Linked DNA regions of Homo sapiens: all the other regions are linked to region 3. Evidence: chromatin loops called from intact Hi-C (ENCODE). Cell type or tissue: heart right ventricle. All regions are shown on one strand. Region 1 has its middle 7.5 kb from the start of LINC02225. Region 2 has its middle 55 kb from the start of LINC02225. Region 3 has its middle 50 kb from the start of LINC02101.

Region 1 (2,500 bases), 170 kb after region 3:
CTCTTATTCTTTCAAAATTTCTACTTTGGCATAAGGCCTTGGTGGTCATTCCTAAATACTTAAATACAAAAATTTACCATCGTGTAATCACAAAGATATCCAATGAGACAAAGAAAGAAAATGATGAGAGTGTTTTATCAATATGCTTATCTATCTGTCCCCTTCAGCCTCCATTCCCCTTTTGTTTACGAGCTCCTATCAGAGTTTAGTATTCATTTTGGTACTTAACATTCTCTATGGTTAGTAACTCCAACATCATAGAATAGTCAAGCTATTAAGCAAACAAAACTCTGCCCTTAATTTCACCATTTAAACTCGAATATGAGCTTGTTCATGGTGTTTTTGTTGGACCTTATTATCTCCATTGCAAGGAAAGAACTCCATCTATTCCTCATACTTTATTTCTCTCTACTCCTTTGTAATCAGTAAAATTCTTAAGACATGGTTATTCACTTAAATATTACATATGAAATGATTCCCATGAACCCCACAGCACTTTTTTTCTGCTGAAATTGGTTTTATTTATGCAGAGAAGGCTAAAAATTGTTATAATAATGACTGAAAAGTTCCATACACATTTTCATAGCCAAAAGTCTAGACAATGGCCATCCAAGAATCTGAAAATCTGTTATTAGATTAGTAATGAGTGAGGTCAAATATTTTTCTACTTAGGCTTTACGTCTAGGAAGACCATTTGGACCCATAATTTCCAGAGTCATTTATTTGTCTGACTGCTCAGAATGAAAGAAGAATTATCACATATCTATCTAAAACAACAACAACAAAAACGCTGCTCTTTGATTAAAATTCACATTACCCATTATGCAACAGTTAAGAATGGGGTGTATCCACAAATATAACCATTTAAAAGTCCGCCCTAAGAAACAGATTTAAACTTCATGGCCAAGTCCCCATAATGCTTTGGTTTTTGCAAATTTGGCAAGTTCAAGGAGTTCACGGGAGTGCTGTAATGCCAATGTGATTTATTTAATAAAGATGAGACCTGTCATTACCCAGGGATGCGCTGTGCTGTGGGTGTGGGGAGGAAAAAGCAGAGCTGCCTTGTCCTGGGAAGCAGAGTCAGCAGTGTTGTGTGTGTTTGTTGGACATCTTCATTGTGGCCTTGGCAGAGCCCAGTTGTCTAGTGACAAATACGGGACCCAGGCTGGATCCTGGCCCACATTTTGGGGATCGTTTGGACCAACTTGCCCAGACTGCTTTCAAACAATCTTACAGGCTTGGCCGTCATCATTGTTCTGACTGCCGTTTGCTGATACTCAGCCCAGGAATGAAATCGAGTTCCTGCCCTCTAAGAGGCCCTTTAGAAATGCCAAAGTTTTGGCATACTGCAAAATAAAGAGGTAACTCTCTCAGAAATCCCTGTAATCTCTGGAGACAAAAACCAATAACGAAGTTTGAGGAAAATAAAGAAGAAGAAAAAAACCTATAATAGGAAAAGGAAAAAATATCATTTTGACTAAAAATACTCAAGGATAAGTATGATAGATTAGAGATGGCCACAAATTTTGGAAAGATGGAATTTATTTCTCTTCCCTTTGAATCTAGGCTAGTCTTGTGATAAATCTGACCAAAGCTTTCCATTTTATAGAAAGCCCAATCTAGTCACATAAAAGGATGGTGTGGAGAAAGAGATGTCCTAGCGTCCAGATGTCCCCTCCAATCATCAGGTATCTGAGTAAGCCATTTAGAAGCTCTAGGCTCAGCTACCACCCCACTGCATCTGCGTGAAAGACTCCTAACAACAAACCCGCACGTTGTGCACATGTACCCTAGAACTTAAAGTATAATAAAAAAAAAAAAAAAAAAAAAGAAAGACCCCTAACAAGACTAGCAGAACGCTTTTTTAATGTTTTTTTTTTTTTTTTTTTGAGACGGAATCTCACTCTGTCACCCAGGCTGGAGTGCAGTGGCGCGATCTTGGCTCACTGCAACCTCTGCCTCCCGGGTTCAAGTGATTCTCCTGCCTCAGCCTCCCAAGTAGCTGAGACTACAGGGGCGTGCCACCATGTCTGGCTACTGTTTTGTATTTTTTAGTAGAGACGGGGTTTCACCATGTTAGCCAGGATGGTCTCAATCTTCTGACCTCGTGATCTGCCCTCCTTGGCCTCCCAAAGTGCTGAGATTACAGGCATGAGCCACCGCGCCTGGCCTAAAATAATTTCTTTATATGCCACTACATTTAGGCATGGCTTTTTATGGAACAATAGATAGCTGAAACAGCTATTAGTAGCATTCTTGACAAAGATTTTTCTCCATCTTCGCATAGACACACTACTGAGTTTATTACGATGAATTGAGCCAAGCCTATAAATGACAAGGCCTGAAAAAAAAAAAGAAGTCATGAGTCCAATAATTCCCTAGACTTAAAGAACTTCAATGTCTAGCCAATGACCCCTTTTTGGTTAATAGTCAACATGAGTATCTTGTTTATTGGTCTAGGCATGAAACACAACCTGAATTTGCAAAAGAATAATTTTAG
Region 2 (2,500 bases), 230 kb after region 3:
GATCAAGACCATCCTGGCTAACACGGTGAAACCCCATCTCTACTAAAAATACAAAATATTAGCCGGGCGTGGTGGCACGCGCCTGTAGTCCCAGCTACTCAGGAGGCTGAGGCGGGAGAATAGCGTGAACCCGGGAGGCGGATGTTGCTTAGTGAGCCAAGATCGCGCCACTGCACTCCAGCCTGAGCGGCAGAGCAAGACTCTGTCTCAAAAAAAAAAAAAAGGAATAATTCAAATCTCACTTAATCGTGTCCTTAATCTCACATCATCATGAGTTGATGTCCTTTCAAGGCTCTTCGGTTTCTCCTCCCATTTGTCCTTTGTGCTCTCACTGAGTACTCTTTCACTCTCCAGACCTGCTCATGGTGGCATCCAGAAGCCTCTTTAGAGTGACAGCTTTGGTGCCCCCGCCATGCCCTCCATGACAACCCTCATGCCTGGGTGCCTCCTTCTGAAGTCTACAAAGTGAACAACACTTAAGTAGCTAACACCACTCTGTGTCCCCTGAAGTCTTGCAAACACTCAAGCTGAATCATGCAGTGAGTTGTGGGAAATGAGCCAGAGAGGAAGGCAGGGACCAGAGACAAGAGCTTTTCCGCCATGCTAAAAACTTGGACTTAGCCTGTAGTTAGCAGGGGGTCATATCAAGGTTTAAGCAGGGACTTGACATATATATTTGTGTTTCAACAAAAATCACTCTAGCTGAAGTATAGAGAATGAGTTGGAGGAAGACTGAGATTGTTGAATCAAAAAGAAAGGTTAAAAAGATTCTGTAGTGGTGCAAGAAAGAGATGGTGGAGACCTCAAATGAAGCCATTGCCATGTTTCTGTGCTGTCTGGAAGGGGGACTGATTTCTCTGGACTATCTTTACTGGGTTTCTATGTCAGGTAGTTTTTTATTAGATTTGGCCAGCGGTATTTACTGGAAGGAGATTGGGAAGAAAGAAGAAAAAAAATCAACGCATTTCATCCTCTGTCTAGGCCTCAGGTGACACCTCCAGCAGCCATTGTATTCTCTTCTTGCCTCTAGCTGCCTCCCTGCACATATGCCACAGTTCTGGCTTCTGCCCAAGGATCCCACCCCTGGGCTCTGGGAACCCCATTTCCTCCCTTTGTTTCTCCAGCCCGGAGTTGATTGTAGCTTCCTGCTGTTACTAACATTGAGTTGTCTCATTGTCTCCTATTTGGCTTCTCACCTTTTCCATCACCTGTACAACAATCTGCTCTATAAATTCTCTCTTTTAAAATATTTGAAGAGATTTTTCATTTCCTGGTTGGACCCTGACTGACACAGGAGGGGATGCATTTGAGAAATATTAGAATGACTCTATTAGAAGGCAGAGTCATTGGAACTTTGTGGAGATAAACCTTACTCCCTAACTAAAGTTGGCCTCACTCTTTTGCAAATTACTGAACTGAAGTGTGTTGTTTTGATTCCTCATCTACCTGGCTTCTCCCTCTTCCATAGGAAGTTATTTGCCGTATTGGAGAGACTGTCAGTTCTTAAATTCTTTTTTAAAATACTCAAAAACGCCGCCCGTGTGAGCCAGAGAAGTCTCTGTGGGTGCTTGATTTCCACAGGAACCATTCATGGTCTAGGTCTCCCAGGCTTCAGACTGGCAGCTTCCACAGAATGAGCGAAACCCTGCAGGACAGGGCCAAATCTGATGGCCCAGGTATCAGTACTGGATTAAGAATACACCACTTAAAGATCCAAAGGAGCAAAGTTGTTAAGATACTATTTTATTGGGTGGAATCAGGACAAGGGCTACCAGTTTCTACTGAACAGGAAAAGGGCAAGGAAATGATGCTGAGTACATTGATATACAGGTTAAAGAGGATGGTGTTGCAAAAATGTATGATCTGCGTGGCCTGACCAGGTAAGAGGCCAAGAAACAAATGGGCACAGATGCCCTGTGAGATGCTGAAGATGCTGCCGTGCTGCCTGCCTGAGTAGCAGAGAGAACGTGCCAAAGAGGAGTTGCCTTTTCTAGAGAACTGTTTAGTTTGCAACTAATACATGCTTAATGGGGGTTGATCAGTCTAGCAGATATTTTCTTTTCGTTTCTTTTTTGATTAAGTAAATTTTTAATTTCAGAAGAGTTTTAGATTTACAGAAAAGTTACAAAGATATTATAATACAGAGAACCCCTGTGTATTCCTTACCCATTTTCCCCTGTTGTTAACATCTTACAATTGTATATTTGTCACAACTGAGAAACCGATATTGATGCATTATGCCTCACTTTATGTGAATTGCACTAGCGTTTCCTTCATAGCCATTTTTTCCCAGGATCCCACTACTTTACATTTAGAGGCATTTTATGTTTATTTTCAATCTACCTTAATTTTTAAAGAGAAAAATATTTGCTCACATTTATTAAAGGAGTACTCAAATAAATCCCCAAAATGTATTAATATTATTTTAAACTGTAGTACACTTTCTCCAGGCAGATCAAGCTAAATTCTCTTGTGTATAAGAGTGTACTTAGAGTGCACA
Region 3 (2,500 bases):
AGGTAGAATGGAGTTGTTTCGTTTTAATACAGAAAAGCTCAATGGAAGTTTTATAATCTTTTAAGCGCACAATAGGGAATTACATCAAGATTATTGGAAACGTCTTGGCAAATGCCTTTGAACTGCTAGAACATAGCTCATGTTTTCAAATGTATATGTGTATAAATACATGCTTTTTAAAATTAAAATATATTTGAGTCAATGACCAGACTGAGATTCCCAATATGCAAATTTATAATTAAAGAGATTTTGTTTTCTGTTCTTTGGGGATTGGGATATCAGTCATTGCAATGAGCAATTGTGTCCTTATAGCTTTGGGTTTTTACTATTTGCTTATGAAAAACTCCACAAGAATTATTGGCTCAACATTATGACTTCCTTGGCAGCCCCTGCTTCACGCAGTTGTGTTGCTTTTCTGTAAGGTTGTAGCATTTTCCACTTGCAGTATTCTTCTTACTTTCACTTTGTTGGTTATCACAGCCCACAACTGCTGCTAAATGCCATTTTCCTTCCAATGAAGGGCCAGTTATAGTGGATAATACATGTGCTCCCTGAGGCTTTAATTAAGTTAGCGTCTGTGTCAACCTAAGCATGTGACAGTTCATGAAAGGAACTCTGGATATTAAACAGCATGGAGCTATTTGAAGAGTGAAATATATCGTGTGTGAAGAACAAAAGAATCTGCAGGAGGTTTCAAAGCAGTGAAGCTGGAGTCTTACAGCATTCTGCGTTAGCTGCTGCATTCTTTTGAGGAAGCTCTTGTTCTTCTTCCACTAGGTGATTGACACCTGGGACGGGGTGTCCTCTGTCGTTATTACTAACATGACTATATAACATAAGGAAAACTATACTGAATCCTGCTGAGGGCATTTTCAGGCCAGGCCTAATTCTCACAGATGATAAGCTGCATTAGCCCAAAGTGGCCGACCTGCTTGGAAAGAAACTATTTTATCTATTTAGATTGCTCTGGAAATAACAATGGGGCCATCATATTTCAAAGATGAGCAATGTTATTTATCCCATATTCATTGTAAAATGTTTTCTTACGTAAAAGTGGGAATTCATTGACCAGATTTTCAACTCCCTCAAAAAAGATAAAAGGCCAATAGAAAAACACCTCGATAATCTAGCTCCACAACAAATGCTCCGAGAATCCTACTTGTCTGGCTAAAATTTCTCTGAAGATCTCTCATTTCTGCTCTCAGAAGCACAACATGCAACCTGGTTATTGCTATATTTACCCTTGTTTTCTCATAGGATGCTCTCACAGGCAGAGTGGGAGCTAAATTGGGCTCTGATAGGGTTTCCTCATCCTGAACCCATTTTCTGAGCACGCTGCATTCATAAATAGCCTGCCAGGCTTTGGGCTTCTGAGGTCACCGTGCTTCACACAATTGTTCTCTGCAGGACTACGTGAAAGACAGTGCCTGGGCTGAGGCCTGCAGTTCCTGGAAGCTGGGTTTCTCAGCATTGAAGGGCTATCTCTCCTCAAAGAAAAGCACAGCCCTGCTGTGGAGGGCGACCTTGGTCATTGTTCTTGGGGCCTGTGACTTCAGAAGTGGAGGTTGCTCCTGAAATGATAGGACCAACCTCTAACCTGATACCATCTGGCTCTCAGGACACCTATATAAATAGCAAATTGATAGCTGTAATAGAATAAATGCTTTGTAAACTCTCCTGTACTTAAAAGGAATGCAAATGAAGGTATGATCTGAATACTTTTCCCTCCTGCTTCCTTGACACCCTTCAGGCTTAATCCTATCAGACGTCAGAAAGAGTAAGCTGATAAATGTAGTGACTTGCCATTAATCAATTAGAGGAAGATGTTTTGTAGATACATGCAGAAGGTGAAAAAAATCTAATAATTAGCAGTTTGACCAAGAGGTTTAAGAAGGTAGTATGAGGGAAACAATAAAGAAGAGCATTAGGAATTTGCTGCTAATTTATTGATATAAATATATTATGTTGCCATGTAGCTATAGGTAGATATAATATACAGCTGCAATTAGGAGATCACGGTTCAGTTATCACTATCACATTAGTTTTTTTCCCATTGGCTTTTCTCTTATTTTTAATGACTTACTGCAGTTTATATAAAGTCCATGAAAATTTCCTAAACTAAACATCCTGATAGTTTTCATTTATTTTCAAGGTTGCTGTAAAGTTGAAAAGCAAAAACAAAACAAATGAGTTCATTACTTTTCTCCAAAGCTCAGTAATTTATGGCAACCTGCAAGCTTTAGGGAACGTCACCTTTTGAGATAGAGCGGAGAGGTAGTAAAAACTGAAGATTCAATAAACAACTTACTTTTAAAATGTGTTCAAATATATTTTGGAGCCATCTTTATAGGGAAGTGCATGAAGACTTTTCAGGCTGTGAAGTACTTGAATGATTATCATTAAATATCTTAGACATATGATGTGATTTAAGGTACTATAATGAACTAGTCTATACCTAATATTCTGAACAAGGAATAAACCATCTCTGTGGTTATTGTTC

Evidence for each region. Peaks named below come from ENCODE experiments on the same cell type or tissue, not always from the same donor. Only the 100,000 strongest peaks of a DNase experiment are listed, where the experiment ranks them.
Region 1: a loop joins it to region 3, with 2.1 times the contacts of the local background. A loop is called at or near these places in 4 of 110 quality-filtered maps.
Region 2: it touches region 3 in a loop (4-fold over the local background); 2 of 110 quality-filtered maps call a loop at or near these places.

The regions. Positions count from the first base shown.
Region 1 is chr5:57,905,447-57,907,946 of GRCh38, reverse strand. No RefSeq gene overlaps it. Among named protein-coding and RNA genes, the nearest start is that of LINC02225, 7.5 kb to the right of the region's middle. In heart right ventricle, no CTCF peak of the experiment used is centred here; a DNase peak (open chromatin) is centred at 1,146.
Region 2 is chr5:57,843,227-57,845,726 of GRCh38, reverse strand. No RefSeq gene overlaps it. Among named protein-coding and RNA genes, the nearest start is that of LINC02225, 55 kb to the left of the region's middle. RefSeq lists an enhancer at 1-94. In heart right ventricle, no CTCF peak of the experiment used is centred here; a DNase peak (open chromatin) is centred at 1,066; H3K27ac peaks cover 2,091 bases.
Region 3 is chr5:58,070,668-58,073,167 of GRCh38, reverse strand. No RefSeq gene overlaps it. Among named protein-coding and RNA genes, the nearest start is that of LINC02101, 50 kb to the left of the region's middle. In heart right ventricle, no CTCF peak of the experiment used is centred here; a DNase peak (open chromatin) is centred at 1,407; H3K4me3 peaks cover 433 bases; H3K27ac peaks cover 2,500 bases.